Linked DNA regions of Homo sapiens: region 2 is linked to region 1. Evidence: read pairs that join two places in POLR2A ChIA-PET (ENCODE). Cell type or tissue: PC-3. All regions are shown on one strand. Each heading gives the region's core, and the rest is flanking DNA. Links, peaks and the distances in the headings are about the cores only.

What was found. Peaks named below come from ENCODE experiments on the same cell type or tissue, not always from the same donor. Only the 100,000 strongest peaks of a DNase experiment are listed, where the experiment ranks them.
Region 2: POLR2A ChIA-PET joins it to region 1 with 6 read pairs; 2 of 35 experiments call an interaction of 5 or more read pairs at or near these places.

The regions. Positions count from the first base shown.
Region 1 is chr10:62,891,288-62,895,684 of GRCh38, forward strand. LOC107984012 (a long non-coding RNA gene) reads right to left here. Exons shown (of 5, transcript XR_001747465.2): 5 at 3,189-3,250. Among named protein-coding and RNA genes, the nearest start is that of EGR2, 77 kb to the left of the region's middle. In PC-3, for the core only: no CTCF peak of the experiment used is centred there; a DNase peak (open chromatin) is centred at 1,944; H3K27ac peaks cover 817 bases.
Region 2 is chr10:63,048,741-63,053,137 of GRCh38, forward strand. No RefSeq gene overlaps it. Among named protein-coding and RNA genes, the nearest start is that of NRBF2, 82 kb to the right of the region's middle. In PC-3, for the core only: no CTCF peak of the experiment used is centred there; no DNase peak of the experiment used is centred there.

The DNA of each region.
Region 1 (4,397 bases), core at 157-4,156:
ACGCTAATACCTACAGTCACTCATGCTTGGGAAACCCTGAGCCTAGGACTTGATGAAAGTTTGGTGGATTATTCCCCAGCTCTCTTACCCATTTGGTTTTGTAACCTCAAGAGGTCAGAGCCAAAGGGCTTGTCAGTAAATGAAAGTGATTGGGGGAGGGGAGAGCGGGCAGGATTGTTAGTGAATTTAGGAAGTCACAGTCCAGTGGCTAGAGCTGCTTTGTCTTAAGAACCCCGTGTTCTGACTTTGAGGGACGCTGGATATCCGTGGCATTACTACCCAACCCAGGAGAAACCTGTCTCATGCAAGCCAGGAGACTTGAATCCATTATCTTAGTCTGTGTCTTTACAATCATGACACTAGGGTAGAGTAGCCTGAGGATCTTTTCTATATGGCCTTTTCTGAAAGGTCCGTATCAGGCTTGAACCATGAAGTAATTTGAAAATGACATTCTCATGGGATTTATTCCCAATTACAAAGACCATCGGTTAGTCCAAAGATGACCTTTAATTATCATTGTCATCATCTGAAGGCATTCAGTGACACTGGACTGCTGCTAGGATGTGTTGGGGAAGATGATATTCACCCTTTGGGAATTGAAGCACATCTCACTTCCTTAGAGTAACCTTTAGTCTTACAAAGAAGGCACCGCTCCTTACTTGACGAATTCTAACTAGCAATGAGATCTAGCCAAGGCTTGGAAGGTCTGGTCCTTAAATTCCAACTCTGCTGAGCGGAGAATGCATGTGGCCATTAGCTGAGTTTTCATCCTCAGTTGCCAATACTTCCTCTCTTAAGAATAATCACAATAACTGTCATACTTCCAACTTTTATTGTATAGTTTTTTTTCAACTGCTCAAACATCTTCCCAAACAATACCTCATTTGGATCAACTAAATTCTAAATAGTTTACTTTACCCTGTCATTCTGTTAAAAGTTTTCTTTTTTTTCCAGCCAGTTCTGGAATCCCTCTTAATTTTCTATTGTGAAGTACTCCCCAGACCTCCTTTAAGCTACCTGGCTTAAAAAAAATGAAGAGTTAAGGGCAGGGGTGTCCAGTAGAAGTTTCTTCAATGACAGAAATGCCTTATTCCTGCACTGTCCAATAGAACACTTGACATGTGGCTAGTGCGACTGAAGAACTCAATATTAAATTTTATGTTAGTTTAATTAATTTAAGTGAAACCAGCCACATGGGACGAGTGGTGCTGTAATGGACAGTGCAGAAGTTAAACTGTCAGTCATCATGATTTAACCTCCTTTCATTTCCAAGTGATACTGATTTCCACCCATAAAAGATTTTAAAGTTTAAGTCAAGTTTCTATATACTCCATATGGTTTAAAACTGGAGTTGTGTGCTCTCCCCTCAAATGCAAATATGGCCCAACCACAATGTGCGGCAGTAGCAACTTTATTCTTCTGTAGGGTCTAGGAACCTTCACATCCCTGCTGGGAAGGCTCCATTCTTTCAGGCTTGTGAATTCCCCACCCGGCACCCACACAGCTCAGGGCTTCTAAAGAGCGGCCCTTTGTCCCCTTGCCTTGTGTGTCAAGGAGGCAAAGGATTCTGCTGCATGGTAATTAATCAAGTGACCCACTCCTACCTTTGATGTGGAAGAAAATAGTTAGGACCACATTGAAGAGGAGAAAGTGAAAGACAGCGACAGAGAAATGGGGGGCAAAAGGAGAGACGGAACTTGCTAGAGAGATGAGGAAAAGATAAGGCAGAAAAGGGAAGACAGACATGGTGGTAGTGTAGGGCACAGGCATTTCAAAGACAGATACCAGCCATCCTTCACCATTCCCTATTCTCAGAAAAACCAGGATGCCTCCCACCACTGTGGCAAGTTCCTTTTCTACTGCTGGCCACATTCAAGCCATGAGTCAGCCTAACTCAGAATAGGGGCCTCATAAAGGTTTATTGGGATGGTTTCAACAATACCTATTCACTTCCTGCTCCAGGGTCCCTATGCTAGTTTTTGCTTGTATCAACAAGAGGTGCACCCAAAGGGAGCATTCAGAAAGATCCTGACTAAGCCAGGGTGCTCCAAGGAACACATGGTAAGTCTGCAGGTCTCCTGTAGTCGGAAACTGCCTTTATCCAACTGAAAAAAACAGAAATCCACAACTAACCACAGAGAAGGCAGGGACTAGGAATAATTTGTGATTAAATACAATAACTTGGTGGCAAAACCCTTCTCAAAGCCTTGCAGGGTTACCTTTAAATGAAGCTCTTTAGACAGTGGCTGGGTGGAGGGTAGCCCTGAAAGAGAGGATTGAAAAAGATATGGTGTTATTTCATTCAATGAAAGAGAAATGAAGTAGTCAAAAACAACGGTTATGTTGGCATTTGTTTTGCCTTCCTTAAAAAAAAAAGAGCAAGAGCTATAATATGTGTTCCTTTTGTACATCTTAAAAACATGTTAGGGACACACTGAGCTGATAGATATGCAAAATTATGAATATTCCACTCAATAATTAAGCATGTCTTCTTTTCTTGGCCCTTTTAATGACAGCATTTCCTGTACAATCCATTTTAATCCAGTTCTTTGATATTTAAAAAAATGGAGATTCCTCTAATTGATTCATAGAGAATTTTTATTTATCCAAAGGAACTGAGAAAAGTTCAGTTTGGAGATAATTACTGGAGCTTTTTTATGAGGTTAAGAGTTGGCATGTACAGGGGAAATTATCAAAGATGCAACAAATTGATCTGCAGTTTCTCTAGAGAACAAACTTGATTTCACTCAACTGCATAAACACACAGACCCAACACACTTACCCTCTTCACAGTTCTCAGCTCAGCTGGACTTGGGGCCAGGCTATAATGTTATAAATGTTTTAAATGAGGAGCCAACCCTCTTGGGTCCTGTAAACATGTCCAGTTTTCCCTGATCAGACATCGGAGTCTGCTTAGGTCTGTCATAGGTGAATAGGTTTGTTCCCAGCCTATCCAACTCAAACCCTCTAGGAACTTATTTGAAAACCACAGAACATCATTCCATGCTTGATTTTGCACTAAGATCTTTCAGTGGGTTGAAACATACTGCACTTAAGAGCAAGTGTTCCTAGCTCCCGGCCCAGCTCCACGCCTGAGGAGGCTGCAGAGGGCATGCCATTCTCATTAACAATGCACCATTGCCAATGTCTCTTCTTGAAATAGGCTCACCTTGTTTCAGACAGAAGAAGGGGGTCAGACACAAGCAATACCTTGGCCACTCTATCTCCTGGGAAAATGCTTGCTTGCAAACTGAGGAAGGACACAAATAAGCATTAATACATGACTGTTCTCTAGATACATTAAGAAGGCCCCAAAGTGTCTTGAAGGGCAAACTTTGCCCTTAACCCTGATCTGTTGATACCCAAATTGATCCTAACATAGAAGGAAATTCAATGAGTATCTCCAATTACAGAGGATGGCCGATCAGAGATTTTATTTTATTTTACATTTTTTGAGAGAGGGTCTCTCACTCTGTTGCCCAGGCTGGAGTGCAGTGGCACAATCATAACTCACTGCAGCCTTGACCTCCCAGGCTCAGGTGATCCTTCCGTCTCAGCCTCCTGAGTAGCTGGGACTACAGGCATGTACCACAATGCCCAGATAATTTTTTTTTTTAATTTTTTTGTAGAGACAGGGTCTCACTTTGTTGCCCAGGCTGATCTCAAACTCCTGGGCTCAAACAATCCTCCCACCTCAGCCTCCCAAAGTACTGGGATTACTGGCATGAGGCATCATGCCTGGGCCAGAATTTTAGATACTATATTGTGTGACTAGCTGGAATGATATGGAAGATTTCCAAATCCAGAAGACTCAAAGACTCATTCTCCTTTCCTAATTTCCAATGAAATGCACATTTTGGGTCACTGGTGACTTACACAAGCTGATAAAATATCATCTCTTTCTGAACAGCTGTCCTGTCAGCTCCAGATAGTTGCTAAAGTGCTAGTAACAATAAAACATTGCAACATCACAAAGACTCACTCCGTCTATTTGACCAGGATGTCACGTACAGCACTGAGAAAGAATATCTTCTGTCAGAGGCCCACCCACGGCCTTCCCTGCAGACTTGGTGGGGGGAGTGCCATTGTGCAGGCATGGAGCTCCGTACCCTCCACACCCAACTTGCTCACACTTAAGCAGTTCTTCACATCAGCCTGGCTAGCTGGCTCCAGGCCTCCAAAAATGAGAGGGAGAATAAAAGGGTAACTGGTCAAAAGCAATTTCTCTTTCCAGGCACTTCATTCCTTTTGCATTTCAATAGTTGCTGTAATGAAAGAAGAAGGAGGGGAGTTTCTCCACTAAGTGTGGGAGAAAATGAAGGGAACCGCATGAGGAAAAGAAATAGGAAGGCACAAAAATCTTTATGATTTGACAAATATAAATTATTCTAGAAACA
Region 2 (4,397 bases), core at 279-4,278, 160 kb after region 1:
AGCCCTCACATTCATGAACTGGATGATAGTATTGTTAAGATGATAATACTCCCCAAATTGATCTGCAGATTGAATGCAATCCCTAGCAGAATTCCAGCTACCTTTTTACGGAAATGGACAAGATTATCCTAAAATTCATATGGAAATTCAAGGGACCCCAGATAGACAAAACTATTTTGGAATAAAGTAATAAAGTTGGAAGGCTCACACTTTCCAATTTCAAAGCTTGCTACAAATCTACAATCATAAAAATAGTGTGGTATTGGTAAAAAGATAGGCAAATATATCAATGGAACATAACTGAAAGTCCAGAAATAATCTTACTCATTGATAGTCAATTGATTTTCAAGCATGCAAAGAACATTCAATGGGGAAAAGACAGTCTTAACAAATGGTGTTGGGACAACTGAATATCCACATGCTAAAGGATGAATTTGGACTTGATTGATTGATTGATTGATTTTTAATCTTACTTTAATTTCTGGGATACATGTGCAGAACATGCAGGTTTGTTACATAGATATACATGTGCCATGGTGATTTGCTGCACCTATTGACCTGTCCTCTAAGTTCTCTCCCCTCACTCCCCATCCCCCAACATGCCCTGGTGTGTGTTGTTTCCCTCCCTGTGTCCATGTGTTCTCATTGTTCAACTCCCATTTATGAGTGAGAACATGCAGTGTTGGTTTTCTGTTCCTGTGTTAGTTTGCTGAGGATGATGACTTCCAGCTTCATCCACGTCCCTGCAAAGGACATGAACTCATCCTTTTTTATGGTTGCATAGTATTCCCTGGTGTTTATGTGCCACATTTTCTTTATCCAGTCTATCATTGATAGGCATTTTGGTTGGTTCCAAGTCTTTGCTATTGTGAAGAGTGCTGCAATAAACATATGTGCATGTGTCTTTATAGTAGAATGATTTATAATCCTTTGGGTATATACCCAGTAATGGGATTGCTGGGTCAAATGGTATTTCTGGTTCTAGATCCTTGAGGAATCACCACACTGTCTTCCACAACTGTTGAACTAATTTACATTCCCACCGACAGTGTAAAAGTGTTTCTATTTCTACACAGCCTTGCCAGCATCTATTGTTTCTTGACTTTTTAATAATCGCCATTCTGACTGGTGTGAGATGCTATCTCATTGTGATTTTGATTTGCATTTCTCTAATAATCAGTGATATTGGGCTTTTTTTCATATGGTTGTTGGCCATGTAGATGTCTTCTTTTGAGAAGTATCTGTTCATATTCTTTGCCCACTTTTTGATGGAGTCGTTTGTTTTTTTTCTTATAAATTTGTTTTAAGTTCGTTGTAAATTCTGGGTAGTAGACCTTTGTCAGATGGGTAGATTACAAAAATTTTCTCCCATTCAGTAGGTTGCCTGTTCACTCTGATGATAGTTTGTTTGTTTGTTTGTTTGTTTGTTTGTTTGTTTGTTTGTTTTTGCTGTGCAGACGCTCTTTAGTTTAATTAGGTCCCATTTGTCAATTTTGGCTTTTTTGCAATTGCTTTTGGCATTTTCGTCATGAAGTCTTTGCCCATGCCTATGTCCTGAATAGTATTGCCTAGCTTTTCTTCTAGGATTTTTATGGTTTTGGGTTTTACCTTTAAGTCTTTAATCCATCTTGAGTTAATGTTTGTATAAGGTATAAGGAAGGGGTCCAGTTTCAGTTTCCTGCATATGGCTAGTCAGTTTTCCCAGCACCATTTCTTGAATAGGAGATCCTTTCTCCATTCCTTGTTTTTGTCAGGTTTGTTGAAGATCAGATGGTTGTAGATGTGTGATGCTATTTCTGTGTTATTTCTGAGCTCTCTGTTCTGTTCCATTGGTCTATATGTCTGTTTTTGTACCAGTACCGTGCTGTTTTGGTTACTGTAGCCTGTTTTACACTGTTGGTGGCCCACCACTGTGGCACGCCCAGGCAGGTTCATCCTCCTAGTCCAAGGTGGCATCCATGTTCTGAGCAACAGAATGGAGAGTGTTTCAAAAAAGGGAAAAGGAAACATACTAGTTATTTCTTAAATAATGTTTCCAGAATCTGGCCAGGTGCAGTGGCTCATGCCTGTAAATCCAGCAATTTGGGAGGCCAAGGCGGGTGGATCACTTGAGGCCAGGAGTTCGAGACCAGCCTGGCCAACATGGTGAAACCCCATGTCTGCCAAAAAAAAAAAAAAAGGATGCAAAATTTAGTGGCTCACACCTGTAGTCCCAGCTACTTGGGAGGCTGAGGCATGAGAATTGCTTGTACCTGGGAGGCAGAGGTTGCAGTGAGTCAAGATCCTGCCACTGCACTCCAGCCTGGGTGACAGAGTGAGACTCTTGCCTTTTTTTTTTGGAGACAGAGTCTGGAGTGCAGTGGCAAGATCTCAGCTCACTGCAACTTCCGCCACCTGGGTTCAAGCGGTTCTCCTGCCTCAGCCTCCCAAGTAGCTGGGACTACAGGTGCACACCACCACGCCCGACTAACTGTTTGTATTTTAGTAGAGACAGGGTTTCACTGTGTTGTCCAGGCTGGTCTCGAACTCCTGAGCTCAGGCAATCCACCTGCCTTGGCCTCCCAAAGTGTTAGGATTACAGATGTGAGCCACCTCGCCCAGCTAAGACTGTCTTAAACAAAACAAACAAAAAAAAATTTCCAGAATCTGTTACATCTGTTATATAACATTTCCACTTACATTCCATTGGCCAGAATGTAGCCACATAGCCACACCTAGAATAAGAAAGGCTGGAAAATGTAGAATTATTTATAACATCAGCAGCTACATTACCAGCTAAAAAATTCTACTAGTTCTACTATTGTGAAACAGAGGGTGAATGGATAATTAAGGGCAATTAACGGTCTCCACTGCACCAGGTAACCTGTGTACAGAGGGATGAAGATGAGCCCTAAAATGACAGCTGTAGGGTAGACCTAGGTAGCTCATTCCTGATTAGAACAAATGACAGAAGGGAACCGGGGTGATTTTTTTTAAGGGAAAAAATAAAGTAGAACTGAGAGATTAGGTGATGTGTATGGCCCCACTGAAAGGCATTTCATGGTTCTAGTGGAGAGTTTGGAGAAGAATTAGTGATAGATACTAAAAATATATATATTTTTTAAAGGCAGTCATTAATTTCAGTAATAATAAAATAAAGTTGTACTTAAGGCCAGGCGCAGTGGCTCATGCCTATAATCCCAGCACTTCAGGAGGCCGAGGTGGGTGGATCACCTGAGGTCAGGAGTTCAAGACCAGCCTCGCCAACATGGTGAAACCCCGTCTCTACTAAAAATACAAAAAGCCGGGAGTGGTGGCAGGCACCTGTAATCCCAGCTACTCGGAGGCTGAGGCAGGAGAATTGGCTTGAACCCAGGAGGCAGTGAGCTGAGATCACACCGCTGCACTCCAGCCTGGGTGACAGAGTGATTCTCCATCTCATAAAAAATTTAAAAAGTTGTACTTAAAAAGAAAATGCAATCTTAGTACAACCCATGTATTATTTACTTAGTCATAAAAATCAAACTCTAAATATGAATTTAACAAAAAACGCTGATGTGCATGTATTAGGAGGAGGTATGTGGGGGTGGCAGGAAGTGTCAAAGAGTGCTGCTTTCTCATCTTGTATAATTCAAAGTAAATAGACAATTTCTAAAGCTGAAGATAACAAAATAGGCTGGCTGGGCACGGTGGCTCACGTCTGTAATCCCAGAACTTTGGGAGGCTGAGGCGGGTGGATCACCTGAGGTCAGGAGTTCGAGACTAGCCTGGTCAACATGGTGAAACCCTGTCTCTACTAAAAATACAAAAATTAGCTGGGCATGGTGGCATGCCCTGGAATCCCAGTTGCTCGGGATACTGAGGCAAGAGAATTGCTTGAAGCCAGGAGGCAGAGGTTGCAGTGAGCTGAGATCGCACCATTGTACTCCAGCCTGAGCAATGAGAGCGAAACCCCGTCTCAAAAAATATATATATATATATAATTAATATTAAGAAATATGGAGCAAAATGGCGAACAAAACAGCTAACATTTTTATGTTATGTAAATATAACATATTTTATGTTAACTGACTTCGACTTGTAAAGCAATGTATATAAACAGTATTTGATAAAAATGTAAATCAAATTTTTAAAAGGTCTAATAGCAGCTTTCATTTACAAATCTGCTTCCCACCTAAAACTTTGTTAGCTTCAATAGAGAATAATAGTAATCGTGCTATATGGATTAGATACCAAACCTGGATTTACTTTTAAAATTTTTCTTCCTCCAATTATTAAAATCTTTCAAGGTCCCAAAAAATAACCATAAGTGCAGAAGAAACTTTTTATTGACTGTTTGTATTTCTTTGAATGTCTTCAAGTTAGCAGTCTATTTTTTTTGGATGTCTTTCTTAATTATTATTTCAACATCAAACTTT